2 separate regions of the Homo sapiens genome follow, and region 1 is linked to region 2. Evidence: read pairs that join two places in POLR2A ChIA-PET (ENCODE). Cell type or tissue: CD4-positive, alpha-beta T cell. All regions are shown on one strand. Each heading gives the region's core, and the rest is flanking DNA. Links, peaks and the distances in the headings are about the cores only. Region 1 overlaps MAPK1 (mitogen-activated protein kinase 1). Region 2 overlaps PPIL2 (peptidylprolyl isomerase like 2).

Region 1 (4,519 bases), core at 276-4,275, 120 kb after region 2:
AAAGTTTATGCTTCTATAATATTTATCAGTCTACTAATCCTAAGAATTATTGATACATTTGTCTGATTCTATGACAAGATAATGCTCTGGAGGAGAACTTTGTCTTACTAGGATCCAATTATCCTACAACACCATTAACATATAGTACACAGGTGGCCCCAAATGCTTTGAAATGAAGTATATTTTCTTAAGTAAAATAACCACTACTCAAATCTTATTTTGCTTTGGTTTGGTACATGAGGCCCTAAGCCAGTGATTTTCAGTTAGGCAACAGCATATATAATAGTAATAATTTAACATAGTATTAAAAAGCATATATAATAAGCAAGCTTATTCAATATTGGGAATATTTTTAGAAAAAAATTCTATTTTGGTAATTCAAATCATAGAACAAGAGTTCAACAACAGCACGGATTAGTTATAAAATGCTGGTTTAAACTCAACATTACAATTTTCTAGTGTTAATATTATAAATTTCTAGTGTTAACAGTCACAAGTGGTCATAATTTGTTCTGCAAAATTATAATCCAACAAAATTTTTGGAGAGAGGAGTTTATGGTCAGTGTGCCCCTCTACTGTATCAACACTCAGTGACGAAATAACTGCCCTCCCCCCCGGCCTCTTTAAAATTTTTTTGTGGAAGCAGTCTCGCTCTGTCGCCCAGGCTGGAGTGCAGTGGTGCGATCTTGGCTCACTGCAAGCTCCCCCTCCTGGGTTCAGGCCATTCTCCTGCCTCAGCCTCCCGAGTAGCTGGGACTACAGGCCCCGCCACCACGCCTGGCTAATTTTTTGTATCTTTAGTAGAGACGGTGTTTCACCGTGTTAGCCAGGATGGTTTCAATCTCCTGACCTCGTGATAGGCCCCGCCTCGGCCTTGCAAAGGGCTGGGATTACAGGGTGAGCCACCATGCCCGGCCAACTGCCTCCTTTTAAGTAAGAAAATATGAGATCATCCTCATCTGGTCCCACTTGAAAAAAAGGAGTTTTGTCTGTTCCTGTCTGCTCCGCTTAACCATTCTGCTGCCTTTTTGGTTTATGCAATCTATCTTTCATAGAACTGATGACAAAGAGGGTTACACTCTTCCATAATGATTCCATACTTGCTAGTTTCTCCTTGGATTTCTCGGTTTTGTTTTACATATTTTATTGTTGATACTTGGTAAATAAGGCATACCATGAACTTTCAGGTGTCTATAAACATTTATGCTTTAAAATCACTTTGACATTACCAACTGTGTCTTGTTTTGCTCAACCCCTTTTGTCCCTAACTACCACCACACTACAGGTTTTTGCTATAAGTGTGTCTCTTATCACAGGAATCCAAAGATGGTTCATTAAAAAAGAAGGCCGGGTGCGGTGGCTCATGTCTGTAATCCCAGCACTTTGGGAGGCCAAGGCAGGCGGATCATGAGGTCACGGCAGGCGGATCATGAGGTCACGAGATTGACACCATCCTGTCCAAAATGGTGAAACCCCATCTCTACCAAAAATACAAAAATTAGCTGGGTGGGGTGGTGCGCGCCCATAGTCCCAGCTACTTGGGAGGCTGATGCAGAAGAATGGCTTGAACCCAGGTGATGGAGGCTGCAGTGAGCCAAGATCGCGCCACTGCACTCCAGCCTGGTGACAGAGTGAGACTCAGTCTCAAAAAACAAAAAAAAAAAAAGTGGGGGTCAGTCCTAATGGGTGTGTGGTGATAGCTCATTGTGGTTTTGATTTGCATTTCTCTGATTCATGATGATGACCATCTTTTCTTATGTCTTCTTTTGAAACGTGTATTCAACGTTATGCCTTTTTTTTTTTTGAGACGGAGTCTCGCTATGTCGCCAGGCTGGGGTGCAGTGGCTCAATCTCGGCTTACTGCAACGTCTGCCTCCTGGGTTTATGCAATTCTCCTGCCTCAGTCTCCTGAGTAGCTGGAATTACAGGATCTCCTGACCTGGTGACCCGCCTGCCTTGGCCTCCCAAAGTGCTGGAATTACAGGCGTGAGCCACCCACCACGACCAGCCAGGACTGCCACTATTTAAAAACAAACAAACAAACAAACAGAAAACCGTAAGTGTGATGTGGATAAATTTGAACCTTCATACTCTATTGTTGAGTGTGCAAAATGGTGTAACCACTTGGAAATTCCTCAAAAAATTAAAAATAGAATTCCCATATGGTCCAGCAATCCCACTTCTGAGCATATATCCAAAACAATTCAAAGTAGAATCTCTAAGAGCTACTGGCAGGTTCATTGTGCAGCATTACGCACAATACCCAAGATGTGGAAGCAACCGAAATGTCCACTATGGATGAATGGATAAAGAAAATGTAGCATATACATAGAGTGGAATATTATTCAGTCTTTAAAAAAAAAAAAAAAACCACACACACACACAAAGAAATTCAATTCAGCATCCAAAAACCATGCCTAATTGTTTTTATTATTTATTTATTTATTTGAGACAGAGTCTCGCTCTGTCGCCCAGGCTGGAGTGCAGTATCGCATCTTGGCTCACTGCAAGCTCCGCCTCCTGGGTTCTCGCCATTCTCCCGCCTCAGCCTCCCGAGTAGCTGGGACTACAGGGGCCCACCACCACGCCCGGCTAATTTCCTTTTTTTTTGTATTTTTGGTAGAGATGGGGTTTCACCATGTTAGCCAGGATGGTCTCGATCTCCTGACCTCGTGATCTGCCCGCCTTGGCCTCTCAAAGTGCTGGGATTACAGGTGTGAGCCACCGCACCCGGCCAATTGTTTTTAATTTAAAAACTTTTTGGTAGATATGGGGTCTCACTATGTTATCCAGGCTGGTCTTGAACTCCTGGTCATAAGTGATCCTCCCACCTCAGCCTCCCAAAGTGCTGGGATTACAGGCATGAGCCATTGTGCCTGGTCTGACTTAATATTCTTAAAGTGTCTACACTACTCAGTGTGGTCTGCAGAGTCAATGTAATCCCTATCAAAGTTCCAATGGCATTTTTCACAGAAACAGAAAATGTAATCTTTAAATTCATATATGGAACCACAAAAGATCCCATATAGCCAAAGCAATCCTGAGCAAGAACAAAGTGGTGGCTTCACATCACTTGATTTCAAAATACACTACAAAGCTATAGTAACCAAAACAGCACAACACTGCGGGGATAGGGTGAAATGTGCAGATAATTTGTTAGAGTATAAAGTTTCAGTTAACCAGGATGAATAAGTTCTAGAGCTCTATCCTACAGCATGGTGACTACAGTTAATAATAATGTATTATATACTTGCAAATTACTAAAAGATTAGATCTTAAACATTCTCACCACAAAAAGTATGTGAGATGACAGATATGTTAATTACCTTGCTTTAATCATTTCACAATATACACATATATCAAAACATCATGTTGTATATCATGAATATATACTAATTATTTTTCCAGCACTTCCACCTCAGTTTCATATACTAATTTGTATTTGTCAATTATACCTTAATAAAGCTGGGTGGGGGGCAGGGAATCAGCATGGTACTGGCATAAAAACAGACAAATAGACAAATGGAACAGAATAAAGAGTCCAAACATAAAGGATAGTCTCTTCAATAAATGGTGCTGGGAAAATTGGATATCTACTTGCTAAAGAATAAAATGGATACTTATTTCACACCCTATACAAAAATCAAATCAAGACAGATTAAAGACAAAAATTGTAAAACCTGAAATTATAAAAACTAGAAAAGGCTGGGCGCAATGGCTCACCCTGTAATCCCAGCACTTTGGGAGGCCAAGGCGGGTGGATCACGAGGTCAGGAGATCGAGACCATCCTGGCTAATACGGTGAAACCCTGTCTCTACTAAAAATACAAAAAAAAAAAAAAAAAAAATTAGCCGGGCGTGGTGGTAGGCGCCTGTAGTCCTAGCTACTCGGGAGGCTGAGGCAGGAGAATGGCGTGAACCTGGGAGGCAGAGCTTGCAGTGAGCTGAGATCGTGCCACTGCACTCCAGCCTGGATGACAGAGAGAGATTCCGTCTCAAAAAAAAAAAAAAAAAAAAAAGCAAAAGCAAACAAATAAACAACAGACAAACAAACAAAAACTACTAGAAGAAAATACAGGGGGAAAGCTTCTTGACATTGGTCTGGGCAATTATTTTTTGGTTGTGACTCCCAAAGCACAGGCAACAAAAGCAAAAACAGACAAATGGAATTGAATCAAACTAAAAAGCTTCTGCACAGCACAAGCAACAATCAACAGAGTGAAGAGACAACCCAATGAATGGGAGAAAATATTTACAAACCACATATCTGATAAGGGGCTAATATTTAAATATATAAGAAATTCACACAATTCAACAGCAGGAAACAAACAAAATATTTAAAAATGGGCAAAGGCCAGGTGCAGTGGCACCTGCTTGTAGTCCTAGCTATTCAGGGGGCTGAGGTAGGCAGACTGCTTGAGACCAGGAGTTCAAGACCAGCCTGGGCAACATAGAGAGACCCTGTCTCAAAAATGGAAAAAAGCAGGTGCGGGTGGTAGGGAGTGGGGGCAAAGAACCC
Region 2 (4,217 bases), core at 218-4,217:
TGAGATGGAGTTTCACTCTTGTCACCCAGGCCGGAGTGCAATGGCGGGATCTCGGCTCACTGCAACCTCTGCCTCCTGGGTTCAAGCGGTTCTCCTGGGATTACAGACGCCCACCACCACACCAGGATAATTTTTTGTACTTTAGTAGAGACAGGGTTTCACCATGTTGGCCAGGCTGGTCTCCAACTCCTGACCTCAGGTGATCCACCCACCTCAGCCTCCCAAAGTGCCGAGATTACAGGCATGAGCCACCACACTCGGCCTTCTTTTCTTATTTCTAGTAGTATTTTGTGCTTTCTTGGACAACTGTTGCCAAAGGTTTGCCTATTTTACCGTATTCAAAGATCATTAGACTTTAATTTGTTACAGCTTTGTTTTCCCTTTTGTGATTCTTGTAATTAAAGATTTTCCAGGAGGAGGCCAGGCGCGGTGGCTCATGCCTATAATCCCAGCACTTTGGGAGGCCGAGGCAGGCGGATCACGAGGTCAGGAGATCGAGACCATCCTCGCTAACACGGTGAAACCCCATCTCTACTAAAAATACAGAAAACTAGCCGGGCATGGTGGCAGGCGCCTGTAGTCCCAGCTACTCAGGAGGCTGAGGCAGGAGAATGGCGTGAACCCAGGAGGCAGAGCTTGCATTGAGCCGAGATCGCGCCACTGCACTCCAGCCCTCCAGCCTGGGTGACAGAGCGAGACTCCGTCTCCAAAAAAAAAAAAAGATTTTCTAGGAGGAGCTTGCCTCAGGATGGTTCTTTTACTTTCCTCTTATCTGAGTTTAATTCTGCTTCTAGTTTCCTTCACTGTGTTAGAAATCAGCAAGAGAGGGAACTGCTTGCAGGTCAGAGCTCAGGTCTGCACCGTTGCAGATGTCACATCTGCGGACACTTGTCTGGTGGCCTCGGGTGTGGTCAGACTTGGTGGGCTCAGGAGCGTGTCCCTGCGTGGCTGGGGGGTGCATGTTTGATGCAGTGGAGGTTAAGTCCTGTGTCTCACCAGCCGGGTTGTGGGCTGTGCCTGCCTGCACCACCCTGGGGAGTGCTCCGTGCCGCCAGCGCCGGGACCCACCCCATGTCTTCCATCGTTTTCTTTTCAGCCTCTCTGGCTCTGCCCTCTGAGGGCTTTTTGAAGGCTCACAGCTGGGGTCTGTCGTGTTCTCCTTCATCCTGACAGTCTTTTTTTTTTTTTTCTTTGAGACGGAGTCTCGCTCCGTCCCCCAGGCTGGAGTGCAGCGGCGCGATCTCGGCTCACTGCAAGCTCCGCCTCCCAGGTTCATGCCATTCTCCTGCCTCAGCCTCCCTAGTAGCTGGGACTACAGGCGCCCGCCACACGCCTGGCTAATTTTTTGTATTTTTAGTAGAGATGGGGTTTCACCGTGTTAGCGAGGATGGTCTCGATCTCCTGACCTTGTGATCCGCCCACCTTGGCCTCCCAAAGTGCTGGGATTACAGGCGTGAGCCACTGTGCCTGGCCAATCCTGACAATCTTAAATGTGGACTTAATTCTTCAGGTGGTCTGTTGCGTTCTATGATCTTGTTGCTTTCTAGTTACCATTTTTTATATTTATTTTCATTTGCTTCTCTTCTCTTTCTGCTGGTTTGGAAATTAGATGTTTTACTTCTGGTCTAAGGTTAAGAAGGACATCTATTTAAAGTCCAAAGTTGGCCAGGTGCAGTGGCTCACGCCTGTAATCCCAGCACTTTGGGAGGCCAAGGCAGGTGGATCACAAGGTCAAGAGATTGAGACCATCCTGGCTAACACAGTGAAACCCCGTCTCTACTAAAAATGCAAAAAAATTAGCTGGGCGTGATGGCGGGCGCCTGTAGTCCCAGCTACTCAGGAGGCTGAGGCAGGACTATGACATGAACCTGGGAGGCGGAGCTTGCAGTGAACCGACATCGCGCCACTGCACTCCAGCCTGGGGGACAGAGCAAGATTCCATCTCAAAAAAAAAAAAAAAAGTCCAAAGTTATGAGGTAGTCTCTGCCTTCCTCCCAGACCAGGCTGGCAGAAACTCTCTCCTCGTCTCATGGCAGTGCTGTTGGCTGTTTTAATTCCACCCCATTTCCTTTTTTCTTTTTCTTTTTTCTTGAGACAGACTCTGTCGCCCAGGCTGGAGTGCAGTGGTGTGATCTCAGCTTACTGCAACCTCTGCCTCCCAGGTTAAAGCGATTCTCCTGCCTTGGCCTCCTAAGTAGTTGGGACTACAGGCACACGCCACCACGCCCAGCTAATTTTTGTATTTTTAATAGGGACAGGGTTTTACCATGTTGGCCAGGCTGGTCTCCAACTCCTGGCCTCAAGTGATCTACCTGCCTTGGCCTCCCAAAGTGCTGGGATTACAGGCGTGAGCCACTGTGCCTGGACGACCTGAGCATTTTCTTAGTCCATGTTTATTTATGTTACCCACGTTTCTTAATCCCTTGACTCCTGTTCTGGCTTTGTTGCCTCCTTTCTCCTCAGTCCTTCAACAGGTCCCTTGATGACATGGGGCTGGCTCTGGTTTTCCAGGTGTCCCCTCGTCCCAGCCACCTCCCACAGAGCTGCATGGCCAACCTGGTTCTGGGCACAGGGACCACCTGACAGGCAGTGGGCAGCAGCCGGGGCAGCAGGAAGACCTGGGGACAGCTGGAGTTCCGGGGTCCCCTGGGCAGCCTTGGGGGCTAATGACCTGCCCTGGTGGGCAGCGCAGGGAACCACGTGCACACATGCGTCCGTGGAAGCTGCAGGTTCCCAGAGCTGGCTGTAGAGGGTGGGCAGCTCCTGGTGTGCTCTTAGGCAGGCCAGGTGCAGAAGGTGCCATGCTCTCCCTAACCATCCAGCCCTCCTCCCCAGCTTCATCACGTTTCGCTCCTGTGCCTACCTGGACAAGAAGCATACCATCTTTGGACGGTAAGGGAAGCGGCTGTGTGAAGCCTGGGGGGTCAGTGGGCTAGGTGGGTTCCTTCCCCACCTGAGGCCTCCTCACTGCCTTTTTCGTGGACCTGAGTCATGTGCCATGCTGGCCATCACTGCTGGGGGTTGAGGCTATGCAGAGCTGCGATGGAGGGTGCTCCATGTGCCAGGGAAGTCTGGCTCTCTAGACCCACCGGGCTCAGGAGAGGAGGAAACTCGCCCATGTGGCCTGGACACTGCCCTGTCTCAGACCCAGTGGCGCGCCACTCGCAAGCCTGGCCACACCCAGCTCCCTTCACCCTCTAGTCCAGGGGTCTTTCCAGCGTTGTGGGCCACGTGGTCTCTGACGCCCACCCAGCTGTGTGGAAGCAGCACGAAACAGGGTGGACGCAGGTGATGTGGTTCTGGCCAAGTGGAACTCTGTTTACCAAACCAGCGGGGAGAGCACAAGCCACGTTTTGTGACTCCTATTTTTCCTGTGGGTGGGGGAAACCAAAAAAAAAACAAAAACAGAAAAAAACCCAGCTGGATATGCCCAGGGCCATGGTCAGCCGACCCCGCCCTTGCCACTCCCTCTCATCGCCTTCCTGGCTGCTGCCCAAGGACCACCAGGCCAGCCTCGGGGCTCTCAACCCCTCTTCCCACGTGCCTTGGGGCTCAGCCGTGGGGGTGCCCTCCTTGAGCACACGCAGACCCACCTCTGTCTCCCTGCTGCAGGGTTGTTGGGGGCTTTGACGTACTGACAGCCATGGAGAATGTGGAGAGTGACCCCAAAACTGACCGCCCTAAGGTCTGTGCCCAGGGAGGTGGGGCGTGGCGGCTGGGGGCCAGGCAGGCAGGGGGAGGACCTGCCGTGCACTGAGCCCCCTTTGCTGCTAGGAGGAGATCCGCATTGATGCCACTACAGTGTTCGTGGACCCCTATGAGGAGGCCGATGCCCAGGTGAGGGGGCACGATGCCACCACCTAGGAGGGTCTGGGCTAGTGCACTTTTCCACCCCAAGCCTAGCATCTGTCCTGCCCGAGGTGCTGCCGGTTAGCCAGCGCCCTGTTGTGCCACAGATTGCGCAGGAGCGGAAGACACAGCTCAAGGTAGCCCCGGAGACCAAAGTGAAGAGCAGCCAGCCCCAGGCAGGGAGCCAGGGCCCCCAGACCTTCCGCCAGGGCGTGGGCAAGTACATCAACCCAGCAGCCACGTGAGTGCCGCGGGGCTGGCCTCCCTGTTTCCCATGGTGTTTCCTAGGGCTGACTGAGGTCTGAGGGTCAGACCCAGAGGGGCAAGCAAGCTATGGGCACTGGTCCCGGCCGTGGGCTTGTGCTGTG

What was found. Peaks named below come from ENCODE experiments on the same cell type or tissue, not always from the same donor. Only the 100,000 strongest peaks of a DNase experiment are listed, where the experiment ranks them.
Region 1: POLR2A ChIA-PET joins it to region 2 with 6 read pairs; 2 of 35 experiments call an interaction of 5 or more read pairs at or near these places.

Annotation. Positions count from the first base shown.
Region 1 is chr22:21,809,043-21,813,561 of GRCh38, forward strand. The region is part of intron 1 of MAPK1 (mitogen-activated protein kinase 1); the gene reads right to left. Among named protein-coding and RNA genes, the nearest start is that of MAPK1, 56 kb to the right of the region's middle. RefSeq lists a silencer at 2,489-2,703. In CD4-positive, alpha-beta T cell, for the core only: no CTCF peak of the experiment used is centred there; a DNase peak (open chromatin) is centred at 1,799.
Region 2 is chr22:21,690,981-21,695,197 of GRCh38, forward strand. It overlaps PPIL2 (peptidylprolyl isomerase like 2), which reads left to right. Exons shown (of 20, transcript NM_014337.4): 16 at 2,836-2,892; 17 at 3,613-3,685; 18 at 3,775-3,837; 19 at 3,957-4,090. Among named protein-coding and RNA genes, the nearest start is that of PPIL2, 27 kb to the left of the region's middle. In CD4-positive, alpha-beta T cell, for the core only: no CTCF peak of the experiment used is centred there; no DNase peak of the experiment used is centred there.